Linked DNA regions of Homo sapiens: all the other regions are linked to region 3. The links are chromatin loops, found by intact Hi-C in ENCODE. Cell type or tissue: PC-9. All regions are shown on one strand.

Evidence for each region. Peaks named below come from ENCODE experiments on the same cell type or tissue, not always from the same donor. Only the 100,000 strongest peaks of a DNase experiment are listed, where the experiment ranks them.
Region 1: a loop joins it to region 3, with 5 times the contacts of the local background. A loop is called at or near these places in 15 of 110 quality-filtered maps.
Region 2: a loop joins it to region 3, with 6 times the contacts of the local background. A loop is called at or near these places in 11 of 110 quality-filtered maps.

What each region holds. Positions count from the first base shown.
Region 1 is chr11:34,340,979-34,348,978 of GRCh38, forward strand. The region is part of intron 1 of ABTB2 (ankyrin repeat and BTB domain containing 2); the gene reads right to left. Among named protein-coding and RNA genes, the nearest start is that of ABTB2, 13 kb to the right of the region's middle. In PC-9, no CTCF peak of the experiment used is centred here; DNase peaks (open chromatin) are centred at 1,093, 2,403, 4,093 and 5,723; H3K4me3 peaks cover 1,470 bases; H3K27ac peaks cover 5,750 bases.
Region 2 is chr11:34,271,459-34,279,458 of GRCh38, forward strand. All of the region lies in intron 1 of ABTB2 (ankyrin repeat and BTB domain containing 2), which reads right to left. Among named protein-coding and RNA genes, the nearest start is that of ABTB2, 83 kb to the right of the region's middle. In PC-9, no CTCF peak of the experiment used is centred here; DNase peaks (open chromatin) are centred at 3,503, 4,213 and 5,933; H3K4me3 peaks cover 735 bases; H3K27ac peaks cover 3,219 bases.
Region 3 is chr11:34,191,083-34,199,082 of GRCh38, forward strand. It overlaps ABTB2 (ankyrin repeat and BTB domain containing 2), which reads right to left. Exons shown (of 17, transcript NM_145804.3): 3 at 6,243-6,456. Among named protein-coding and RNA genes, the nearest start is that of NAT10, 89 kb to the left of the region's middle. RefSeq lists a silencer at 1,368-1,553 and enhancers at 2,022-2,907, 3,075-3,903. In PC-9, a CTCF peak has its summit at 3,616; DNase peaks (open chromatin) are centred at 2,109 and 3,659; H3K27ac peaks cover 2,001 bases.

The DNA of each region.
Region 1 (8,000 bases), 150 kb after region 3:
GTGGCAGTGATGGTAGCAATAGCACTCCCTAAAGCCCCTTCCATCATCTTGAAATCAGCAACAGTATCTACCTCTGCGGGATACTGTGTGGCTCAAAGAAGAAAATGCAGGTAAAACATTGTAACACATCTAAGTTCTTACTGTGTGCCAAGCCTTATGCTAACTGTTTTATATACATTTTGTTATTTTGTTTAAATAGTCACATCATCCCTGGGAGGTATTTTTTAAAACACCATTTTGCTGAGGAGGAAACAACTTGAGAGGGGCTAAGTGACTTGCCTGAGGCCACGCAGCTTGGAAATGATAAAACCCGACCTTGTGTCAAGGGTCCAGAGGTTAGAGCCACAAGAACCAATGGCCTTAATCTCCATTTCCATGAATCTTCTTGTTTCTGCAAACAGAGGGCTTCTGAGAAGCTGGGGAATGGTTGAAATTTTTAGACCTGTGAAAACCCAGAAAGCTGGCCCCAAGCGACCCACCACTGACCCACTCTAATGGCTGTATTGTTGCACAGAACTGTCTGCGATGATGGAAATGTTCTATATCTGCATTGTCCAATATGGTAGCCACTAGCCACATATGACGAGGGAGCACAAGAAATGTGACTTGCATGACTGAGGAAATGGTTTTTTTTAACCTTATCGAATTTGAATACATTTAAATATACACCTGTGGCAAGTGGCTGCCGTATTGAACAGAGCAGCTCTGTGGCTCCTCTCACTCACAGCTTGTCAGGTCTCCTGGGCACCACAAGATGGAAGTTCTACAAAAACTCATGAGTTCCCAGGCCAGGCCTCAGTGTGAACGGAAAAATAAAACAAATTTTTCTTACTCCCAAGCAAATGCCATTGCTCTGATCTTGGAACGTTTTCAGCTGGAAGAGAGAAATGGCCATTTCCAAAACAAATGACCTCTCCCCATTTTCCTCCCTTTAAGGAAAAAGATTAAACGTGTAAAGGGTCCCCCATTAAATTACTTAGGAAAGGTTGCCACATTTTCTGGTGACAAATGCCTTTGGCTTATGATGACACAAGGACTCAAACACGGTAGAAAGAAAAAGCCAGAAGGGTAAACAAGAAGAGGTCCCACACTCTCCAAGGTATCATAAATCAAGGAAATAGACTCAAGGAGCTAACAGCTTCCAAACATTCTTCCTCTTGAGCTATTTTAAGCAACCAATACACACAACCTTTCAGAGGCAATTTCATTCACACTAACAGAAGAGAAACAATGTGCTTCATACGGTATTATCTTTAAACACGCAGAGAAACAAATACCTACCCCACAGTTCTCAGGCGCAGCTGGCTGGCCACCCTACTGGGCAATGTTACTATTTTCAGGCCCCCAGTGGCTCAGTTGTTGAGATGCAGTGAGGGATGCTTTGGCCTTGCTTCAGTTCCTCTTGTCCTCTTGGGCCAACCCATTCATTTCTTTGCTCAGGAAATCACTGCATGTGCTTCGTCCCCACCCAGGCCACTCCTGAGGACAGGAGGCCACAGGGCAAATGAGGACTTCAGAGCTCAAAGAGCCCGGCTGTGTCATTGACTAGCTATGTCACCTGAACTTCTCTGAGCTTGTTTTTCAGCAGCAAAATGGGAGTAAGAGTATATATGATGGTAAGAATCACATGATATAATACATGTGAAGCACATGGGCCGGGGTCTGGTGCTTCGTAAAAGTTTGACCCACGGTAGGTCTGTGCTGGGTATCAGAGTTGAGAATTCAGTCTCTTGGCTTCTCTGGCTGGGGAGGGAACACACATGGTTGAAGAGTAGAGAATCAGGGGTAAGACTGCCTGGACCACCACTTATTACCTGCATGACCGTGAGCAAGCTACCAAACCTCTCTGTGACTTTGTTTCTTCATCTTAAAGATGGGAATCACAGTATTCACTTCATTTACCAGTGGGGCAAATAACATCTTATGGTGTCACTCCCATTTCATTTATTTATTTATTTATTTATTTATTTATTTATTTATTTATTCGTTCATTCATTCATTCATTTTTTGAGATGGAGTCTCACTCTGTCACCCAGGCTGGAGGGCAGTGGTGCGATCTTGGCTCACTGCAACCTCCGCATCCTGAGTTCAAGCAATCCTGCTGCCTCAGCCTCCCGAGTAGCTGGGATTACAGGTGTGCGCCAGCACTCTGGGCTAATATGTTGCTCCCATTTTAGATCTAGCCATGCCCTTTCCATGTAAACCTAACAGTTCAAGCTTCTCTTGAGTGTTCTTTGGTGATCCCTCTAGATGAGTTAGCCAAAGCTGCTGTGGCTGTGAAATGAAGGAAAGTCACCATCCTAGGTGGGGCGAAAAGACATACTCCAGAACAAGGATGCTTTTACCACTAATAATAGTTAATGTCTGCATCCTCACTACATACCAGGCTCTCCCAGGAATGCTACCCACATGGTCTGGGCCCCATGCCAGACCATTTATTTCAGAATATCTGGAGGTAGGGCCTTAAGACAGACAGACAGACACACACACACATACACACACTTTTTTTCTTTTGAGACAGAGTCTCGCTCTGTTGCTCAGGCTGGAGTGTGGTGGTGTGATCTGCGCTCACTGCAACCTCTGCCTCCCAGGGTCAGGTAGTTCTCCTGTCTCAGTCTCCCGAGTAGCTGGGATTACAGGCGCCTGCCACCACACCGCCTCATTTCTGTATTTTTAGTAGAGACAGGGTTTCACCAAGTTGGCCAGGCTGGTCTCGAACTCCTGGCCTCAGGTGATCTGCCTGCCTTGGCCTCCCAAAGCGTTGGGATTACAGGCTTGAGCCACCATGCCTGGCTGACACTTTTATTTTTAAGCTATCCAGATAATACTAACGTGAATCTAGGATTGAAAACCACTGAAACAACAACCCTATCAGCTAGGAACTATGGCAACCCCATTTAACAGAAGAGGAAAACTGAGGGCAGAGACCTCAGCTATCTAGCTGGCAATCAGACAGTGACAACTCCTTCAGACCCCATCTCTTAGCCAGGCTTTGCACCCTGCCCCTCCTGAGCAGCCGAGGTCAAAGCATCCAACAGGCGGTTGGATACTCCCAAACCATTCGGACACCACTCCAGGCCCCATGCCTTCTCAAGCCACCTAAGAGCGTTCTTTTTCCGGCCAAATTTCAGACCCACACTTGACCTCCAGGAATCCAAAGCTGCCTGAAAAATGGAGTCTTGCTTTCCCAGAATTGAAGGACACAGACGCAAAGTCACAATGATCCACAGAACAATTGGACTAATTAAACAGCCCCCATTTTAATGACAGGAAACAACAGAGTTGATGATCTTTATTAAAGGCTGCTGGCTGCCTACAAAGAAGCTGGAAAGCAAAATTCAGGGGCTTTTATGGCCATCAGCCAAAGATCGTAAGACTGAAAATTAAATCTCTATTGTCTGAGTCTCTATGCAGCCCTGCTATACTGAGCCCACCCTCTGGAAGGGCAAAGAAGGGCAATATTTCAATCCATCATATGACTAATGAAGTTCAAGGTGGCCTGTCTCCCAGCCAACTTCCTATTTGTTTTTCGGAGACAGGGTCTCACTCTGTTGCCCAGGCTGGAGTGCATGCAGTGGTGTGATACCGGCTTACTGCAACCTCTGCCTCCTGGGCTCAAGCAATCCTCTCACCTCAGCCTCCCAAGTAGCTGGGGCCACAGATGTGCACCATTATACCTGGCTAGTTTTTGTATTTTTTTGTAGAAACGGGGTTTCACCGTGTTGCCCGGTCTGATCTCGAACTCCTGGACTCAAGCCATCCACCTGCCTCAGCCTCCTAAGGTGCTAGGATTACAGGTGTGAGTCACTGTGCCCGGCCCAACCTATTTGATATCTGTATGTGATTTGAGACAGACAACTAAAACCGCACTAGGATCTTTGGTGCAGTCCTGCTTCTTCCATACACAGCTTTCCCCACTTCAGTCAATGGCCACTCCCTCCTTCCAGGGCTCAGACCATAGCAACTTGGTGTCATCCTTGATTCCTCTCTCATACCTCACACATCCAAGCTGTTGGCAAGTGCCAGTGGCTGGTCCCGCTGCGTCCACACTTGATACTAAAGTCAATTTCCAACACAATAGAGAGAGTGACCTTGTGGAAATACAAATCAGATCAAGTCACTCTGTGCTTGAGTCCCTCCAATGCTTTTCAGCTTACTCAGAACTAAAAGCCAATGAATTATTACCCAATGGCCTACCCCACTAACCACCCCACCATTTCCTCTCCAACCACATCTCCTGCTACACTCGCCCCAGCCGCACGGAAGGAGCTTCTCCTTGGTGGCTCCTTGAACCCACCAGGAATGCTTGCTATTCCCTCTGCCTAGAGCTGTCTTCTCCAGCCAGGCTGGCCTCAGGTGATTCCCCTCACTCTGCCTCATTATCCACAGGGCCTGCACCCTGCCCTCCTTCAGGCCCCTTTTATTCATTTGTTGCATCACCAGCTCCTGGAACAGTGCCCAGCACACAGTCCTCAATAAATATTTGTTGGGTGAACAAACGGATGTAACCCAAACAGAACTCCTGGCCTCTCCCCTACACAGTCCTCAGACTCCCCACCCCCGCCATCATCATTTGTCTCCTCAAAGACCAGTGTGGTAGAAAACACTACTTAGAATACTTTACAAGCACCCACTGGACAGGTGGGGGACATTGCGATGCCTTCTCAGAGGCAGCCCTACCCCTGAGGCCTTCTCACCTGCTACTGAATTGGGTCCCAGCATAGTCCTGGCCTGCCCAGCTGGTACTCAAGTGGATTAAGTCCAGAAGAACAGCTGCAAGCAACTTGCTTCCAAATTGTGTCCCCATGTACAACTTTAATTACCCGGCTGCTGAGATGGGCTGAAGAAGAAACAACCAGGTCCCTGGCTTTCACAAAAGCAACTCTTTTTTTGCCATATGTTCTGCCTCTCCAGAAGATTTCATCAATTTTCAACTTGGGATTTGACGGGTAGATGGGCCGGTTGGGGAAGAGAAACAGGCAAGCCACCCCATTTCCCCAGCCTCTCATACTGACCTGCCCAAGCCCTATTCAAGCTATGTGACTGTGAAGTACATCAGGGTTCAGAGCCTGTATACCTCGGAGCATGGAGCTCCATGTCTCGGCCTTCAGCATTCCTGGCAGCCTGTCATCCTCAGTTACTCTCATTTTCCCTCCTCTTTGAAACACCGGCCCTGCCAATGGCAACAAACAGCATTTAAAAATATCCTGCTGGATTATACAGCTCTGCCTTTGAAATTCCTCACAATGCCTGTCTCTGTCCCACATCGTATAAAGAAGGGTGTAGCATATTTAATTTTTTTTTTCTAGCTGCTCCCCTGCTATAAATATCCAAGTCTGGGTAGGCGGGCTTCAAGCACATGCTATATGAAGTCACCTCGGAGCTGGATCTCACCACAGTGCCGGCCTGCCAGGACCTGGATGCAGCTGTCAAGCACTGAAGCATGAGGTCGGCCAAAAGCATGTAGCACTCATCTTTCTGGGGAAAGGGGCACAGGAAAACCCTGAGTACAGTAATCACAATTAATCTTAATATTAAAAAGACAGTGTCCAGCCCTATTACCAAGCCAGGTCTTCAAAGAGCTCGTCCAGCACCATCCTGGGTGTTTCTTTCCCAAGGATACTAATTACAGCGCTCGACCTTAGGAAAATGACTGCACAGTGTCCATGTGGGGTCTAGAAACACTATCAGAGACAGAAAAGCCCTTGGGGAATCTAGTCTGACCTCTCCACACCACAGATAAGGAAACAGAGATCCAAGAGATGGAATGATTCATGCCAGGTCACAGACGGGGCAAGCTCCACCCCAGAATTTTCTGGATCCAAATCCTCATAGCTCTGTACTGGATTGTTCCGGATGCTTGTGCACGTACACCCACTTGGTGTGTGAGCCTCAGGCTTGTGTTTATTAATAGCTCTCCTCACAGCAAATACTAATTTTCATATTTTAAAATGTACAGACTAAAAAAAGTTGTAAAGGTTTCAATAAAAGCTTGGCCTCAACTGTAGGGAGGGTTTTCGTGCACTGAGAGGCCCATTTCAACCTCTTTGAGGTCCAGTTTAATGTCTCCTCAACTCTAACCTTGTATGTCCAGGCTTCCAAGTTTAGTTTTCTTGTTTAATTTTTCCATCATGGGCCTGACTCTCCTCAGCTTACTTTTAGAAAGCAAACCATGGGCCGGGCATGGTGGCTCATGCCTGTAATCCCAGCACTTTGGGAGGCCACGGCGGGCAGATCGCTTGAGGTCAGGAGTTCGAGACCAGCCTGGCCAACATGGTGAAACCCTGTCTCTACTAAAAATATGAAAATTAGCCAGGTGTGGTGGTGCCTGCCTATAATCTCAGCTAACTGAGAGGCTGAGGCAGAAGAATTGCTTGAACCTGGAAGGAGGAGGCTGCAGTGAGCTGAGATCGCAGCACTGCACTCCAACCTGGGTGACAGAGTGAGACTTTGTGTCAAAAAAATAATAATAAAAATAAAGAAAGAAAGGAAACTGTGGGCCTCAAGTCACTAACTACAAATGACTGTGTATGTATTTTTGCAATATGTTCATGAAGTTTATCTTTGTCAAGTGACAAGAAAATTCCTTCCCTTCATAACACTGGAGTCCGGAAAAAGACCGACACCTGAGTTATTAGCTAAGCCATTGATGACCTATCACATTTTATTATTATCAGCAGAATTCAGCTGCACCTTAGGGACTCCAATTCAGAAGACAATTAGCTATAAGGTGGTTCCACAATATTAAGCATTTAATATGCTTGAAATCTTTATTATCAATGCTCTGGAAACACATTAACTAAGAATTAAAATGTCAGCATCTCTGAGAATTGAGCTTTTATTGTCCAAAATAATAAACCCTAAACTGGAAGTCGAATATCGTATACATCAGTCGGACTTAACACCGAAAAAAAAAAGTTCTGGGACCATCTTCTCTCACCCTGTTTTATGCTCCACGATTAAGAATCCTGCTTTGGCAAGAGTCGATCCAATGGCCTCGTTTAACACATTTGCCAGTCTTGACCTTCATTCTGTACTGGGATTGCTTTGGCCTGTAATGCTACATTCAGGGCCACGGAAGAAATGCAAAGTCAGAGCCAAATTCAACAAGAAAAGAAGGGTTGATAGAAGCCTTGTTCTTCAACCCCTCACAACCCAAGTTTGCTCAGTTAAGGTCTTCTTTTAATGCTTTTACTGCTAGGACAGCAGACGGGTGCATTTTTGAGGTCAAGCTTTCAATCACCAAGAGGAGTAATTGGAGGTCTGGGGCCATGGTTAAGATGAGCTAGGGAGAAGACACACTCAATTTCTGAATTATGAAAATAAGTTTTGGAAAACTCTCATCCTGTACTCTGGCAGGCTTCTTAACATCTGGATAAAAGATGTGGGAAAGCTTTCCTTTTTCCTGTGTTATCTCCACTGTTCCTGCTTGTCATGTATCTGAACCTTCCACCCAAACAGGAGAACTTGCTGTTCTCCAACACATATGCGTTGGCTTCCAGGTCTTTGCTCACACTGTTCCCTCTGCCTGGAAGCCTCTGGGGGCTCTGCATCCCCTCCCATCTCCGCAGTCGCAGCTCTACCTGCCCAAATCACTGGCACACCTGCCACATCCTCCACAAAGAAACCCTGACTTCCTTCCACCCAGACAGCCAGGAGTCATCTCTTCCCTTTAAGCTTTCTAATCACCAGAAGCTTTAAGGTCCCCAACTATGGGATGGAAGTTATATCTACCTTCCAGAGGAGCTGGGAGGATTAAATGAAACAGCTCCTGAAAAGCACCCGCAATGGGGAACCAGCAATGAAGACTAGACAGTGGAGTCTATCGCCATTGCTCCCCTCTTTGTTTGAAGGTGGTCACTATAAACTTCTTTGTAACTATCTGTATATATGCTTTGCTTTCCCTACTAGATTCTAAACACTTCTAAACTCAAAACAGTCAAGATTCTTGTCCCTTGCTAATCTGTCTCCATTGCCTTGGATGTAGCTGGCACTCAGTG
Region 2 (8,000 bases), 80 kb after region 3:
CCAGGAGTGGTGGCTCATGCCTGTAATCCCAGCACTTTGGAAGGCCAAGATGGGAGGATTGCTTGAGCTCAGGAGTTTGAGACTACCCTGGGCAACACAGGGAGACTCCACCTCTACAAAAAATAATTAGCTGGGTATGGTGGCACACACCTGTGGTCCCAGCTTCTTGGGAGGCTGAGGTAGGAGGATTGCTTGGGCCCAGAAGGTTGAGGCTGAATGAGCTGTGATTGTGCCACTGCACTCCAGCTTAGGCGACAGAGTGAGACCCTATCTCAAATACATACATACATACATACATACATACATACATACATACATACATACAACTTGCCTTTGGAACCATGGAAGTCACTGTTCCCCAACTATATGCTCCTTGATGGTGGAAACATGTTGTACTTGTCCTTATATCCCTAGCATCCTGTGAGCCAAACCAGCAGAGGCTTGGACTGGCTAATGCTAGACTGTGTATGGCACCTAGCAGGGCTCTGTGCTTGCCAAGCAAACACATGGAAATCAACATTTACAGAACATCCATATACCAGGTGCTTTTTCTGATTTGATGTTTATAATAAATCTAGGTGGGTACTACCCAGTGGTCATACTACTTCTTATTGATGGTATCCAACTTATTAACCTTGCCAACCCTCAGTTTCCTCATCTGTAACTAAAGATAATGATAGTACCCACATCTTATTGGGTTGCTGTTAGGAGTAAATAAAATAATAAATGTTAAATGTTTATCACAGTGCTTGGCATACAATAAGAATTCAATACACTGTTGATTGTGGTTTGCTTTTGTTCTGACCTCTTATTTGGAAATAATTATAGAGTCACAGGAAGCTGCAAAAAAAAAAAAAAAAAAAGAATACAGAAAGGTCCTGTGTATTCTTTGCTCACTTTCCCCAGATGGTTAAATCTCACACAATTAGAGTATAATAGCAAAACTAAAAAACCATACACATTGGCAGGCCAAGCGTGGTGGCTCACGCCTGTGATCCCAGCACTTTGGGAGGCCAAGGCAGGTGGATCACGAGGTCAGGAGATTGAGACCATCCTGGCTAACACAGTGAAACCCCGTCTCTACTAAAAATACAAAAAACTAGCCAGATGTGGTGGCGGGCACCTGTAGTCCCAGCTACTCGGGAGGCTGAGGCAGGAGAATGGCGTGAACCTGGGAGGCGGAGCTTGCAGTGAGCCAAGACCACACCACTGCACTCCAGCCTGGGCGACAGAGTAAGACTCCGTCTCAAAAAAAAAAAAAAAAAAAAAAAAACCAACCAACCATACACACTGGAATAATGTTGTGTATGTATAGTTTGATATCATTTTATCGTATATATGGTTTATTTCTATAACAACTTGATAACTATCATGAGACGCAGTTCAGAGCTGTGGTTAAGTGTACAGCCTCTAATTCCAGACTGTCTGAGTTCTAAAGTTGGCATGGCCACTACTAGCTGTGTGACCTTAAGCAAATTACATAACTGCTCTGTGCCCTAGTCCCCTAATCTGTAAAAGGGAAACAACAATAATAGCGTTTCTTAAAGGCTAGGAAGATTAAATAACTTAATATATATAAAGTACTTAAACCGTCCTGACATTTAGCAAACATTCCATGATTTTTAGCTTTTTTTAAATTAAAAAAATTTTTTTAAATTTTTTGTTATAATTATGTTTACTATTTTTACTATTCCTGGGTCCCAGAAAGGGAGGGGAGTGAGGAAAATCTTGGCCTGACTTCCGCCACAGGGCTCAGGCCTTCTTTTCCTTTGGTTAATGGTTGTGATGCTTTATGGAAGTGAGCCAAGGATACACCAGGGGTCTACTTTTGTTGCTTTGTTTTGGAATAAACCCATGTTACAATTTTGAGAGAAAACTCCAGGCTGTCCAGGCCTGCTCTTGCAAGGCCCGGGGTCTCTCTGTTGGGGAACCTCGACCGACTCCAGGTTTGCTGCTTCAGAGAGTAAGCTGGCAGGGGATGCAGAAGGGATACAGTGGGCTGGTTCTACTCACTTCTCCACTGGACGAAGCCAGCATTTGACCCCAGACAACAGCATCCCCAGGCATTCTGTCTTCTGCTTAAAGACTCCTCCTCCATCTGAACTGTGGCCCCTTGATGGGCTTCATGGCTGAGTAACACTGGCAGACCTCCGAGGAGAGGGATGGAACAGGGCCTGATCTGACAACAGCCTCCCAGAGAGAAGTGACGGTGGCTACACAGTCTGGCTTCAAGGTCAAAGTTCCTAAAACCTTGCATCCCTTTATGCACTAGTACTGGGGCAACGATCTAGAAAAGTGAAAGGAACTCAGACACCTTTGACTGCATCATGGGCATCACTCTAAAGCAGGCTGGAGGGAAGGAATAACAATAATTATAACAAGTGAGACCCTGCCTCAAAAATAATGATATTTGGCCGGGCGCGGTGGCTCACGCCTGTAATCCCAGCACTTTGGGAGGCCGAGGCGGGTGGATCATGAGGTCAGGAGATCGAGACCATCCTGGCTAACAAGGTGAAACCCCGTCTCTACTAAAAATACAAAAAATTAGCCGGGCACGGTGGCGGGCGCCTGTAGTCCCAGCTACTCGGGAGGCTGAGGCAGGAGAATGGCGTGAACCCGGGAAGCGGAGCTTGCAGTGAGCCGAGATTGCGCCACTGCAGTCCGCAGTCCGGCCTGGGCGACAGAGCGAGACTCCGTCTCAAAAAAAAAAAAAAAAAAAAAAAAAAAAAAGATATTTAACTATGATAACAGCTACCAGTTACTAAGGACTTACTTTGCGTGGAAGTGCACTCGAGTCTTAGACTAATTCATGATGTGGCACTATCACCCTTTCTTACAATAAGTAAAAGAACAGAAGATGACAGAAGCCAAGGTCACAGCTAGTAAGCCACAGAGCCAGGATTCAAACCCAGGCTGACGGGCCTCCATTTTGGAGCTCTAAACCACCAGGCTGCACTCCATCACCAGAGACTGCAGTTCCTCTCACCTGGACTCTCAGTTTGCCCTTTATTAATACTATGATTCTTTCAGTTGTCTTATTTCTGGTTATAGCCGTTTTAATATGATCTTTGCATCCCTGCGTTAAGTAGTGGATTGGAATATACACACACACACACACACACGCGTGTGTGTGTATGTATATATTTTTTTCTTTTTTTTAAAGGCACACCTCAGCTGGATAACATTAAAAAAGAAAAGAAAAATACAGGTCATTTTTTCTTGGCCAAGAAGATATCATTGTGTCTAGGTGGGAGGTATGAGGTCAGACCAATGGTTCTGCAGAACCCTGTTTCAGACCTGGGATCCCATTAGGCATGCAGGTCAGCCACACAGTCTTGGCCGAGTGCAGTATTGCGCAAACGTGCCTTGAGTTTCCAATCTGGAAACATTTCCTGCTTTTCCACTTCCAGCCAGCTCTCATCCTCAGGCAGAGGTTGCCAGCCATTCCAGACTAAGCGGGGGTGATGACGTCAGTGGAGAGAACCGGACCAGCAGCCTGGATGCTCCGACTCCCGCCTGGGGCCTGAATCCTGGCCTCTGAAGGATGTTTCTGAGGTGGTAGTGACTCACCTGGGCTCCAGGCTGGCAAAGCTGCCTCGAGAGTCCTCATTCAGCTCCCTGCATCTTGACTATTTCTGAGGTAAACTGTGGGGACCTAAGCCCACACCACATTGAATCCCTTCCCCAAACCCAACAGGAAACATCAGATTCCATCATTTGTAATCTATCTGGCTTGGATCCATGACAGCATTCCTTACGCAAGCCCTGACTCCAACAGGGCTGAAGCCTGCAGGCCGAGGCTGTGCTGGGGAGTCTGAGTTACAGGCACCATTCTCCTCCCCTCCTGGAATGAGCCCTATTAATAATGGCTGAAGAAAAGCAGGTAAATGCCCCTCCTACCCCAGGGAAAAACATCCAGCCCTGCTGTAGAAGCCACACACACTTGACTTTCTCCAGAGATGTTTAGGGCAGGGGAAATGGGGGACCATGGCATGTCACATGCCTCCCCTGAATACAGGGCTCTCTTTTTTTTTTGTATCCTGCCTTAAGAGGGGGCTAAAGTAGCAAGCTGACCCTTGATATCCTGCCTAGAAATATCCACAGATGACACTGGTACCAACTGCAACCACGGTTTTTATGAGCACCCTAATCCACTACAAGTCACCTCCACTCAATGTGGATCCCGACTCCGTGCTTCCCTCGAGATCATTTTCCACCTGCTTTCACTAGCTGGTCTGACCAGTTTCCCTGGGCTACCAGGTCTAGTTAAGGGTGGTTGTTAATTATGCACAGAACACTAAGGAATAATAATACACTCTGCCAATCTTTCATGTCAAGAACACCAAAATTTTTGACTCAGAACTCCCTATGAGATAAAGCACTTATACCATTCTCATTGGGTCAGCTGGACACAGTCCTGTGATCCCACAGGTGGAAGAGGTCATGGCCCGAGAAGACAGCTGTCGTCCTGGAAGTCACACAACAGGGCCATTGCTAGACGGTAGAGAGGCTCCAATCAAGGCCACTGTCAAATACCTGAACAGAAACCTTTTCACATTTAATCCACCTACTCATTGAGCTCTCAGAAAATAGAAATGGCATTTGGGTATTACCAGTGTGGGAGGGCTTTGAATTGACAACTCAGGGGTCACAGTCTTTGTTTCTTAGGGGGGACTTCTAATGATATGCTCAAATAGAAAAAATTCAACATCAGAGAGCCATGTCACAAATCCTGGTTCACCAGTGCTGCTTGTTTGGTTAAAAAAAAAAAAAAAAGTTCTGATTCGATGTGACTAATAAGTCCCAAGACCACACTGTTGAAGGGTCCTAACCAATTTAAAAGTTTTAAAAAGCACTCAAAATAGATTGCCTTCCTTCTCCTCAAAACTTAATCAGTTATTCTTGGCTACAAATAAAACCAATACTGGTACTTACTTGAAGCTATACTTCATAATCCAGTTACTACTCTTAAGGGAAAATATTAATTCCTAAAATCCTACTTGGCTGTATATACCATGTGGAAAAAATATAGGGCCACAGAATTCTTCCCCACACACAGTCCCCACCCAGCCTGGCTCTCCCCCATCCGGGCCTGCCATTTCATCTCTGCTTTATTGGCATGCACATCTGGATTACATAAATTTCAAGTATGGGTTTCAATATTAGTACTGCTTAGGGTTACAATACTTGACAAATCTCAAATGCCAGGACGTCAAATCAAATTAGCTTGACCAGTCACAGAAGACAAGGGGAGAGAGGGATGGACGACTGGAGCACTACAACAATAAACAAGGTGCGCTGCTGATCCACTGTTCCTTGTTTAGCTGGCATGGAGGCTTCAGACGTGACCTAATAACCTCTCAGATCCAGGAGAATGCGAACCTGCAGGTCCATGTCTCCATCCCTTAGCAGAACAGTAGGTGCCCACTTGGCTGAGAAGTACGTGTGTATGTACGTATTTGAGATGGAGTCTTGCTCTCTCACCCAGGTTGGAGTGCAATGGTGTGATCCCAGCTTACTGCAATCTCCACCTCCCAGGTTCAAGTGATTCTCCTGCCTCAGCCTTCTGAGTAGCTGGGATTACAGGGACCTGCCACCCCACACAGCTAATTTTTGTATTTTTTGTAGAAACAGGGTTTCACCATGTTGGCCAGGCTGGTCTCGAACTCCTGACCTCAGGTGACCTACCCGACTCAGCCTCTCAAAGTGCTGGGATTACAGGCGTAAGCCACCGTGCCCAGCCAGAAGTATGTATTTAAAAGTTCAAATGAAACCATTTGGATGCAACCCCAGTTAATCTAGGGTCTCATAAAGAACATCTTTGAAATTTCAAATTTTACCTTTGTTACTCAAGTTCAGGTCTTAGCCCGTGGAGGTAGCTTTTGGCATGTCATGACCCTGGTATTTCAAGAGGGTGGTGGATTGGTAAGTCATGCAATTCTTCATGATAAAATCTAGGAGTGAGTGGCTACAAAAGAAGTTATCAAATACTTTTCATTTCATTTCCTAAATGTCTTATTTAAAAAAAAAAACAAACAGATTTGGCTGGGTACGGTGGCTCATGCCTGTAATCCTAGCACTTTGGGAGGCCAAGGTGGGTGGATCACTTGAGGTCAGGAGTTCCAGACCAGCCTGGCCAATATGGTGAACCCCATCTCTACAAAAATCAAAAATTAGCCAGGTGTGGTGGTCACACCTGTAATCCCAGCTACTCAGGAGGCTGAGGCAGGAGAATCGCTTGAACCCAGGAGGCAGAGCTTATAATGAGCACTGCACTCCAGCCTGGGTGACAGAGCAAGACTCTGTCTCAAAAACAAAATGAAACAAAACAACAGATTCTCTTTTTTTTTTTTTTTTTTTTTTGAGATGGAGTCGTGCTCTTGTTGCCCAGCCTGGAGTACAATGGCACAGCCTCAGCTCACTGCAACCTCCACTTCCCGGGTTCAAGCGATTGTCCTGCCTCAGCCTCCCAAGTAGCTGGGATTACAGGTGCCTGCCATCACACCTGGCTAATTTTTGTATTTTTAGTAGAGACAGGGTTTCGCTGTGTTGGCCAGGCTGGTCTCAAACTCCTGACCTTGTGATCTGCCCGCCTCGCCCTGCCAAAGTGCTGGGATTACAGGCGTGAGCCACTGCGCCTGGCTCAGATTCTCCTTTCTTAATATTCACATATCACTTGTTATAAACTTTTGCAATCTACAGAAGGAGCAGGATATAATACAAAAAAACTAAAAAAAAAAGTTAAAAAAATAAAAATAAACTTTGGGGATAATTAGATAATCTAGAATTTCTTCAGTGTTTTTCCTAGCTGCTGGGGATGTTAAAGGGAAAAAGATGCTCATGGAAATTTGATTTGGGTGCTGCTGGACTGAACAAGGTTAAGTTTGTTTCCTTACTGCAGGACTTCTCAGGGCCTTGAATATGCAAATTGCATATTATAAAATGCAAAGAAGGAAAGACAGTGCATTGCATTTTCTAAATATATTTGGCCATGGAACCTTTTCCTGTGCTACATTTTCATAGTATTCTGAGAACCACTTTGGGGATTAGTTGACCCTAAGTCCTCTGGTTAATCATTATCACCCTAATCCCTGATAGAGAAACTAAGGCTATACAATGTGCTGGCCTCCATTTTGATGCACTGAGGGAATGGCTGAGTGTCCTCACCAGTCCTTGTTAAGGCACAAGGGACAGAATCATGCCTAACTTCCCACAGTCCCCTGCAGGGCCTGTGCTTGTCAATAACACTGCTTACTTCTTTCCAGGTCTCCAAAATGTCCAACACCCGGGTAGGAGTGGGCATTTCACTGGCGCCTTCATAAGAGCTAAATCATTGCACACACAAAGCTGTGTGCTGGCATTTCCAAGTCGGAGAGACTCAGTGCCAACTTGGAAAACACTTAGGAGATGTGCTTCAGGTCAGGCTCCCCATAAACAGGCTGGGAAAGTGGCCAAAGATCCCAGCCACTGTGGAAGTGCAATGGACTCTGGAGATTACAATTAACCTCTGGGGCAGTGTAATGTCTGATAATGGCCTGCAAAAAGTACATACAGAAATGCAGCTCCATGGGTATAATGTGTCTGCACAGGTGTTTCGTTTTCTTGCTAGGGTTCTCAGTCACTGGGGAAAACTAAGCAGAAACAAACCATCCTCTTACTTCAAAATGAAACCCCAGCAAATGCATGAACTGTCCAGTTTGTGAGTGAGATAGAATGAGCATTACTAAGGTGCTATTTATTCATTAGCACCACCAGTTCCTGAAAGCTCACTACTGCCACATGCTTTGCAATGTGTTCTTTATATATTTATATTTATCTTTTTAAATAGAGATGGGGTCTTGCTATGTTGCCAAGGCTGGTCTTGAACCCCTGGCTCAAGTCATCCTTCTGCCTCAGCCTCCCAAAGTCCTGGGATTATAGGAGTGAGCTGCCATGCCCGGTCTGTTCTTTACTTTAATCCTCATTATAATCCTATAAAGAGCCTACTATTTTATTCCATT
Region 3 (8,000 bases):
TTATGGCACCCTCCTCCCCTTGGTCACCATCAGAAGCCCCAGGTGAAATGGTGGCATGCACCTATAGTCCCAGCTACTTGGGAGGCTGAGGTGGGAGGATCACTTGCACCCAGGAGTTCAAGGCTGCAGTGAACCATGATTGCACCACTGCATTCCAGCCTGGGTGACAGAGTGAGCCAGTCTCTTAAAGAGAAAAAAAGCCCCAGGTGTGCGTTTCCAACAAAGTGGCTGGAACCCAGAGCACTGACACGTTCGCTGGCTCCAGCTCTTTGAAATTCTGTCTAGCCTGATACGGAACAGGGAAGCCAAGAGCTGGGCCAGACACACATTTATCGTCTACCAGGATCTCACCTGGACAAGAGCTTCAACCTCTGAGCAGGTCCTGCTAGCCCTAGCAAAAAGAGCTCTATGTGAGTTGGAGAACAAGATTAGTATAACATCAGCACCCTGGTCTCGTCTCTCCTGAACCTGTCTGGGGGTGCAGAACTACATATCAGACTTCTCCAGGGCAGACCTTTATAGGAGCATCAAGACAAGCAGCATGGGAGGGGCTTCCTGGACCCTCTGCTGCCCTTATTCTTAGAAGGGTTCAGGCCCCAAGAAGGGAAGTGTGGGAAGAAGGACAAATAAAACCCAGCCAATCACAAATAGCTGCACCAATGGGGGCAGGACCTTCTCAGCCACAAGCTCAGCCCTGTGTGTCTTGGCCAACAAGGTCCGCCCACTTCTGTGCTCCATCCTGCACAACAGTGCCCGTGTTCCCTTGCTCTGCTCCTCCCCATCGCCGGTCTCTCTGGGGTGCCTTGCTGCCTCTAGCCACTTGGACTCTGTATATGCTGCTCCCCTGCCTGATACAAACCATCGTGCTGATAATCATAAGAACAGATACTCAGTGTGTCCTAGGCCCTGTTCTAAAAGTATGTAGTGAGCAGGTGCAGTGGCTCATGGCTATAATCCCAGCACTTTGGGAGGCCAAGGCAGGAGGGTCCCTTGAGCCCAGGATTTTGAGACCAACCTGGGCAACATGGTGGGACCCCATTTCTACAAAAATTTTTTAAAAGTTAGCCAGGTGTGGTGGGGCACATCTGTGGTCCCAGCTACTGGGGGGGCTGAGGTGGGAGGATTGCATGAGCCCAGGATGTCAAAGAGGCAGTGAGCTGAGATTGTGCCACTGCACTCCAGCCTGGGAGACAGAGCAAGACCCTGTTTCCAAGAAAACCCCCCAAATATGTTAACTCATTGGGTCCGCATACCTTACAGATGATTAAGAGCCTTGAAGAGGTTAAATGACTGGTTGAAGGTTATAAAAAGTGGCAAGGTAGATCTCAAATGCACGCCTTTGAATAGCAGGGCCCTCCTCAGATGGGGCTATTCTGGCTGGCTACGAAGTCATGACACCAGAGGTTTCTAGGCCCGACCCCCAATCAGAACTCTGGGAAGGGTTCCACACTCCTCCTGTTTTCATGTCCTGGATACCAGCAGGCTCCAAGCCTTCTGAGTGTGCCACCCTCCACAGAGGCGGAGACGTGCTGTGCAGGGCTGGGGAGAACGAGGCAAGAGGCCAGGATCTGAGGCTTAGCAAGCGGACCGCTCTGTGGACCAGTGGCCCTCTGCCATTCCCACTCTCTCTGCCTGGCCACTCCTCAAGGGTCTGGCTTCTTTGCTGCTGCTCACAGTAGATGCAGTCTGGAAGGGTGCCTGGGGGACCCCAAACCCTCCAGCAGCCCAGGTTCTGATGTGGAGAAATGGTCACCTCCTGTCGACCTCAGGCCCTCTGCACCTCTGACTGCATGTCTCCCTCTGTCTCCTCTACTTGATGACGCTGCCTTCCAGCAATTTGCTGGCAAGCGGGCGGCCCTCTTGCCTTCCTACGTGTCTGCGTAGTCTTTATCCTTACTGCCCCAGACCTCTCATTCCCCAGAAGGGTGATGGCTGAGGAGGTATATCCTCTGCCAAAGATTCTGTTCCAGCTAGCCCATCCCTCTGCCCCCAGGCACAACCAGCAAGGGCCACATCTAACCAGATGGTTGTCCTTTCTCCTCCAGACCTCAGAGGAAGGAGGCTCCCGATCTCCCTGGGCAACCTGGATCCCTGACAAGAGGCTCTTTCACTTTCTAAGCTTGATCTCCGGTGATGACACACCCTGCAGGGCAGCAGCTGTGACTAATTCTGTGTTTTAGACTCTGCCTTGTGCCTGGCTGGTGCCTGGGATGCAAAGCTGCCAGTGAGAAAGGCACCCTGGAAGGGTGCAGGGAGGCTCCAGCTGCAGAGCTTTCCCAGGATAGTGAGGGGGTGGGGCTGGAATGGCCCCAGAGAAGGTGGCCCCAAAGGCCAGGGCCCACCCAGCATGCCTCAGTGCTGTAGGATCAGGTCTCAGCAGCCAGCTGGGAAAGCCACAGCCTGGCACAGGGAAAGGCAAAGGCCTTGAGGTGAGAGAGACCTCAGGTTTGAATCCTGGCCTCGCCACTTATCAGCCAGGTACCCCGCGGCCTCCTGTACTCACTTGTGAAACGGAGGTAATGATAGCACCAAACTTGCTGAAGTTCTTTGGGCCTAGAAGTAGGTAGAAATGGGCTTTAAAAGAAGGGCGTATGTTATCTGACTTTGTCCTACCGGATAGAATTACTTAGCCCCATTTTACAGGTGAGGAGCCTAAGGCATGGAAGGGCCCTCTGAGCCCAGGCCTCTGCCCCAAAGCCTGTACTGTTTCTTGATGCACCAGGCTCACTGCAGGAGTAGATGAAAGGAGGTTAGAGGCTTCTCATTCCCTGCAAGGCTGCCCGCTCACCACTCTGAGTTCCTGCTGCTTCTGCCCCTCCCTCCTCCCACTGTCTCTTCTCCCAAACCAGAGCAGAGAGCTCTGGGGAGAAGGCCCCTTACGGAAAGATGTGAAGTCCCCACCAAACACTGCAGAAGCAGCAGGTGGCTTAGCAGGGAATGCCACAGTGAGCTCCACACAAAAGAGATGAACACACGTCCCTTCCCTTTGTCGCCATGGATGTGGTCACACATAGCCCCTAATTGAAGGAATCAGGGTACCTTTCTTTAAAGCAGAAATATGAGGACAGACTTGAGTGGTTCCATCAATGATGTCATGCTGCCAAACCCATATCACCAAACTGAGCTCCCTCTCCCATGTGTGCAAGGCAGTAGAGGAGGTCACTTAATCCCAAACAAACCCAGAGAGCCACCAATCCCCAAACAGACAGTCTCTACAGCCAGACAACCACGGTCACATTGAAATCAGGGGCTCCGTCCAATTCTGGCTGGGTGAACTCAGTCCGCCATGCTTCCAGGTGGGACAGAGGACGGGGCTTCAGGAGGATGAAGTGGAGCAAGAGACAGACGTCGCACATCCCCAAACTCACAAAAGCAAAGCTCTGCCACTCTGGAACCCTAGCAAACTCCAGCTACTATTTGCATCAGGAGAGGTTTTCCCCAGAGCTCTGGTGAGGGTATCAGGGTGCTGGGGCCTTGATGGGACATTGGCCCAGCCCAGCCTGCAGTAATGCTGTAAGCTCAGCGCTCCCAGGAAGGATCCCCACAGCCTCCAGGGCCTTCCCTGTCAGTGAGCCAGAGGGCAGCAGATCTGCTCAGCGACAGGAGCCAGGCCACCAGGGCGCCGTCGGGCTGTTGGCTCCCTCAGGTATTTTTAGGGTTGTCCTCCTTTCTGTGTCATAACTTAAAAATTTGGTTTTTTTTTTTTTTTCCTAATGGGGGTTCCAATTCCCCATGTGTCTGATATTCATTTGAAATGATTCATGGAAAAATATCTTTGCTACCAAATTATTTGTGCTACAGATAGTGCGGTTTTTAAATAAATGGCTACGTAAACACATGCACGTGTGTCTACTACCATGCAAGCTCAGCTATTATAACCACATAGGGCTGTGCAACTCAGATCATGAAGAAACCCTGATGCTGTGTATTAGAGTACAGGGGGCTGGGAACCCTCCTGGGGGAAAGCCACAGGACATGACAAAGATGCCCGGCGGGGGGGGGGAGTGGGGGCGGGAGAAAGTGCCAGCAGAGGAATGACTGCCCCTGGGCCTATAGCCATGACAGCCTGAGGGCCCAGCAGCCAGGGCAACAGGCCTGAAGAAGGCGCCTGTCCTCCCAGTCACCTTTGTGTGAATGACCCGGCCTCAGCCCAGCACCTTACCAAACAGCAAGCAAGCCTCCTGCCTCTTCCTCCCAGATATCTTCCCTGCTCTTTTTCCTTCCCAGCTGACTCCTTCAACCACAACACTTTTCCACAAAGCAGGAACAGCTGGGGCTTAGGGCCTATGCTTTGGCCCCAGCTCCCGCCAAAGGTGTCTTTCAGGATGCCCAGGGCTCCACCTGCAGCCTTCTTGCTGTGTCAGGCCCAGGGTGGCCCTCCTCAGACTTGCATTTGCCCTCCAACTCCCAGAGAAGTAAAACAATGATGACATAAGGATACTAGTACTGATAACAGCAATGGTACCATTTACTGGGACCCTACTATGCGTGTACTGGGCCACTGCTGTTTTATATTCCTCTTAGTGACAGGAGGTACAGTGTAGTGGTTATGAGCCTGTGTCGTGGGGCCAGTTAGTCTCTCCAAGCCTCCACTTACTCATCTGTAAATGGGGCTCTGAAGAACACCTCTTTCTTGGTAGTGTGTGAATTAACTGAGCATCCGCCTGCAAACTGCTCAGCACAGTGCCTAGCACATAGTAAACACTCAGTAAATCCACCTTAGTGCCTTTGTTTTCTGGGGCACTGAGGAAGCAGACCTGGCTGTGGAGCCAGCTGTGGATCACAGAGCTGATGAGACTCAATGCCCCCCAAAGACAGCGGACAGCCAGGCAAGGGGACTGCAGAGCCCCTGGGACTTCCAATATTGAGGTCTCAGATCGTCTCCCTCCAGGTGGGGCACTGAGGCCCGTGGGCTCTGCCTTTCCTGGGCTTCACTGAGTGGTGAAATGTGTGTGGATGGGGCTTCCTAAACTGAGTGCAAGCCTTTCCCACTTCCTGGACCCTCAAACCCACAACTCTTGAGCCCATGGACAGACCTTACCTTAAGTGGCCAAGCAGTGGCCTCCATGTGAGGCTCATGCCAGCATATACAATGTTTGGTACGAGTTATAAAAAAAATATTATATTTTCCAGGTAGAAAATTTCAAAAGGCAGCCCTCAGAGAAAACCCATTAGAAAAGGTATCCTAAGACCGGGCGCGGTGGCTCACGCCTGTAATCCCAGCACTTTGGGAGGCCAAGGCGCGTGGATCACGAGATCAGGAGATCGAGACCATCCTTGCTAACACAGTGCAACCCCGTCTCTACTAAAAATACAAAAAAATTAGCCAGGCGTGGTGGCGGGCACCTGTAGTCCCAGCTACTCGGGAGGCTGAGGCAGGAGAATGGCGTGAACCTTGGAGGTGGAGCTTGCAGTGAGCCAAGATTGTGCCATTGCACTCCAGCCTGGGCAATAGAGCAAGACTCCGTCTAAAAAAAAAAGAAAAGGTATCCTGTCCTCAGGCTGACATGGCCCCACGTGCATCCCCTACTCATGCCCCTCATTGGGTTCTGTTGTGCAGTATACAACCTGCACATCTGTTCTTTGCAGCCTTGCTCCCAGCTAGGAAAGTGTTGGGACCCTCTAGTGAAAGTACCTGACTAGAAGCCCACAGGCTTGGGTCCAGGGGCTATTCAACCACTAACCTGCTGGAGATCAGAGAGCTGCCAGGGCCAGGATAGTCTCCTGTGTTAAATGAATGGATGGGGCAAAACACACCCAGGACCCCTCATAACAATGACGGCAGCAATGATCATTTGATCACTTTTGAATGGGATAAACCCATGAAAAGAGGTGACAGCTACCACTGGCCAAGGGCCAGTTCCCACCTAGCCCCCATCCTACATGCTTTTACTCAGAGCACTAACCTTTCTAGGTGGGTGTGACTATCTCATTTTATAACAAGGCAGCTGAATTTCAGAGAGCCCAGTGAGCTCATGCCAGACTGGGCACAGAGGCAGAAGCACACGTTCTGAGCCTCAGTGGCCCCATGCTGCATCAGCTCAGAGGAAAAAAAAATCCCACTGCACACCAGTGCAGGCCTTCATCCATCGGAATTCCTGGGCCACCTCCTCACAGGCATAGCACAGTTCCAGGGCCCCTTCCTCGCCCTGTTGGTCAGTCGTCAGTCAGTGTCAGTCAGTCGGTCAATGCACGTTTGGGAGCACGTCCCACCAGGTGCTCAGCCCAAGGAAGATCCCTACCGTTCATTGTTCAAGGTCATTCTCGGGGGGTCCAGGTTGGGGTTCTCCATGGACTCCATCTGTGGACACCGCAGAAAGTAGTAGAGCGTGTGGAGGGCGTCGGGGGACCAAGTGATGGGCTGTGGCGGCTGGCGGGCCTGGCGGGCAGGGCTGGCACCCGGGCACAGGGGGTGACGCCCCTGCATGTGGTGCATGGCACGGGAGACCAAGTCACCTGGTGGGGGGCGGGGAGGGCAGAGGGGAGGAAGAGAAAAAAAGAAGACAAAGTCTGAGTTCACAGCCTGCATTCTTCCAAGGATGTTCCTGGCTGAAGCTCCCTTGCCTTAGTGCATAATTACTGTTTGCCCTGCAGCCAACAGGCGGAGGTGGAAACTGTCACCTAGATGCACAATAGCAATTTCGTTTCCCTTTCATTTCACTCTTGCTGAATTAAATACTTGGCAGGGCCTGTCTCCTCCAGAACTTAGGGTAATTTGGTTTCTTTTTTGACATCCCCACTCTCTCCACCACCCTCATGGGCCTCTCCCCAGATCTTTGACCAAGGGAATCTCTCTGGGTCTCTCTTCCCAGCCTCTACCAGCCAGGGCCAGGCTCTGTGGCAATTCTCCCCTGCACTGTCTTGTACAAAACCCAAAGTATTTCAGCGGAGAAGGTCCCTCTGTCTCAGCACCAATTACAACCACCAACACCACCATCATCACCTGTTGAGGACTCACTATGTACAAAGTATGCAATTCCCCAGAAATATGATTTAATTTGATCCTTACAGTGCTAGGGGGTATTATTCCCATTTTACAGATGAAGAACTTGAGGCTTATGGCTGGGCACAGTGGCTCACGCTGTAATCCCAAGCCCTTGGGGAGGCCGAGGCAGGTGGATCACTTTAGGCCAGGAGTTTGAGACCAGCCTGGCCAACATGGTGAAACCCTGTCTCTACTTAAAATACAAAAAATAGTCAGGGATAGTGGCAGGCGCCTGTAGTCCCAGCTACTCGGGACGCTGAGGCAGGAGAATCGCTTTAACCTGGGAGGCGGAGGTGGCAGTGAGCAGAGATCGTGCCACCACACTCCAGTCTGGGTGACTGGTGACAGTGAGACTTTGTCTCAAAAAAACAAACAAACAACAACAACAAAAAAAAACAAAAACTTGAGGCTTATCTGATAAACATTTCCTGACCCCATATATTCATTCTCCTGGCCACAGGGACACCTCAGAGCCCACAGGTTGAGTTAACCAGCCATGGCTGTGTGGCTAGAAAATGGTAGTCTAGACTTGAATTCATGTCTGTTCGACTCCAAAGTCCATGGACTTCACTGTGAGCTGGGCTGCAGCCTGCCCTGCTGGAGTCTGTGGGATCCTTAGGTCCCCATATCCTGTGATGTGTTTCTACTTAAGTATTTTCAATATCTCACCAGCCCCAGACAGGAAACGGCTCATCATTGTGTGAGGCCACAATGCTGAGAAAGGATGGGCTGAAGGAGCCCTGGCACCTGCAGGCACCTCCGCTCTAAGAAAAGCAGCTCCTTCGGGGTCAGCTTCAGCCTCACCCCTGGCCATTCCTTAGAGAGAGCCCTTCAACAGGCGGGCACGGCTAACCTTAAGGTGGAAGAAATGAACAGGTTTTAATTTGGCCGGTGAAGTGCCATGAAATGCATGGCAGAACCAGTTCATTCATTTACTCAATTAACCTTCATGCTGCTTCTGGGAATCTGGTGTTCTGTTCCGTTGTGTCCCAGAGCCCTGCACAGGGTCTGTTAC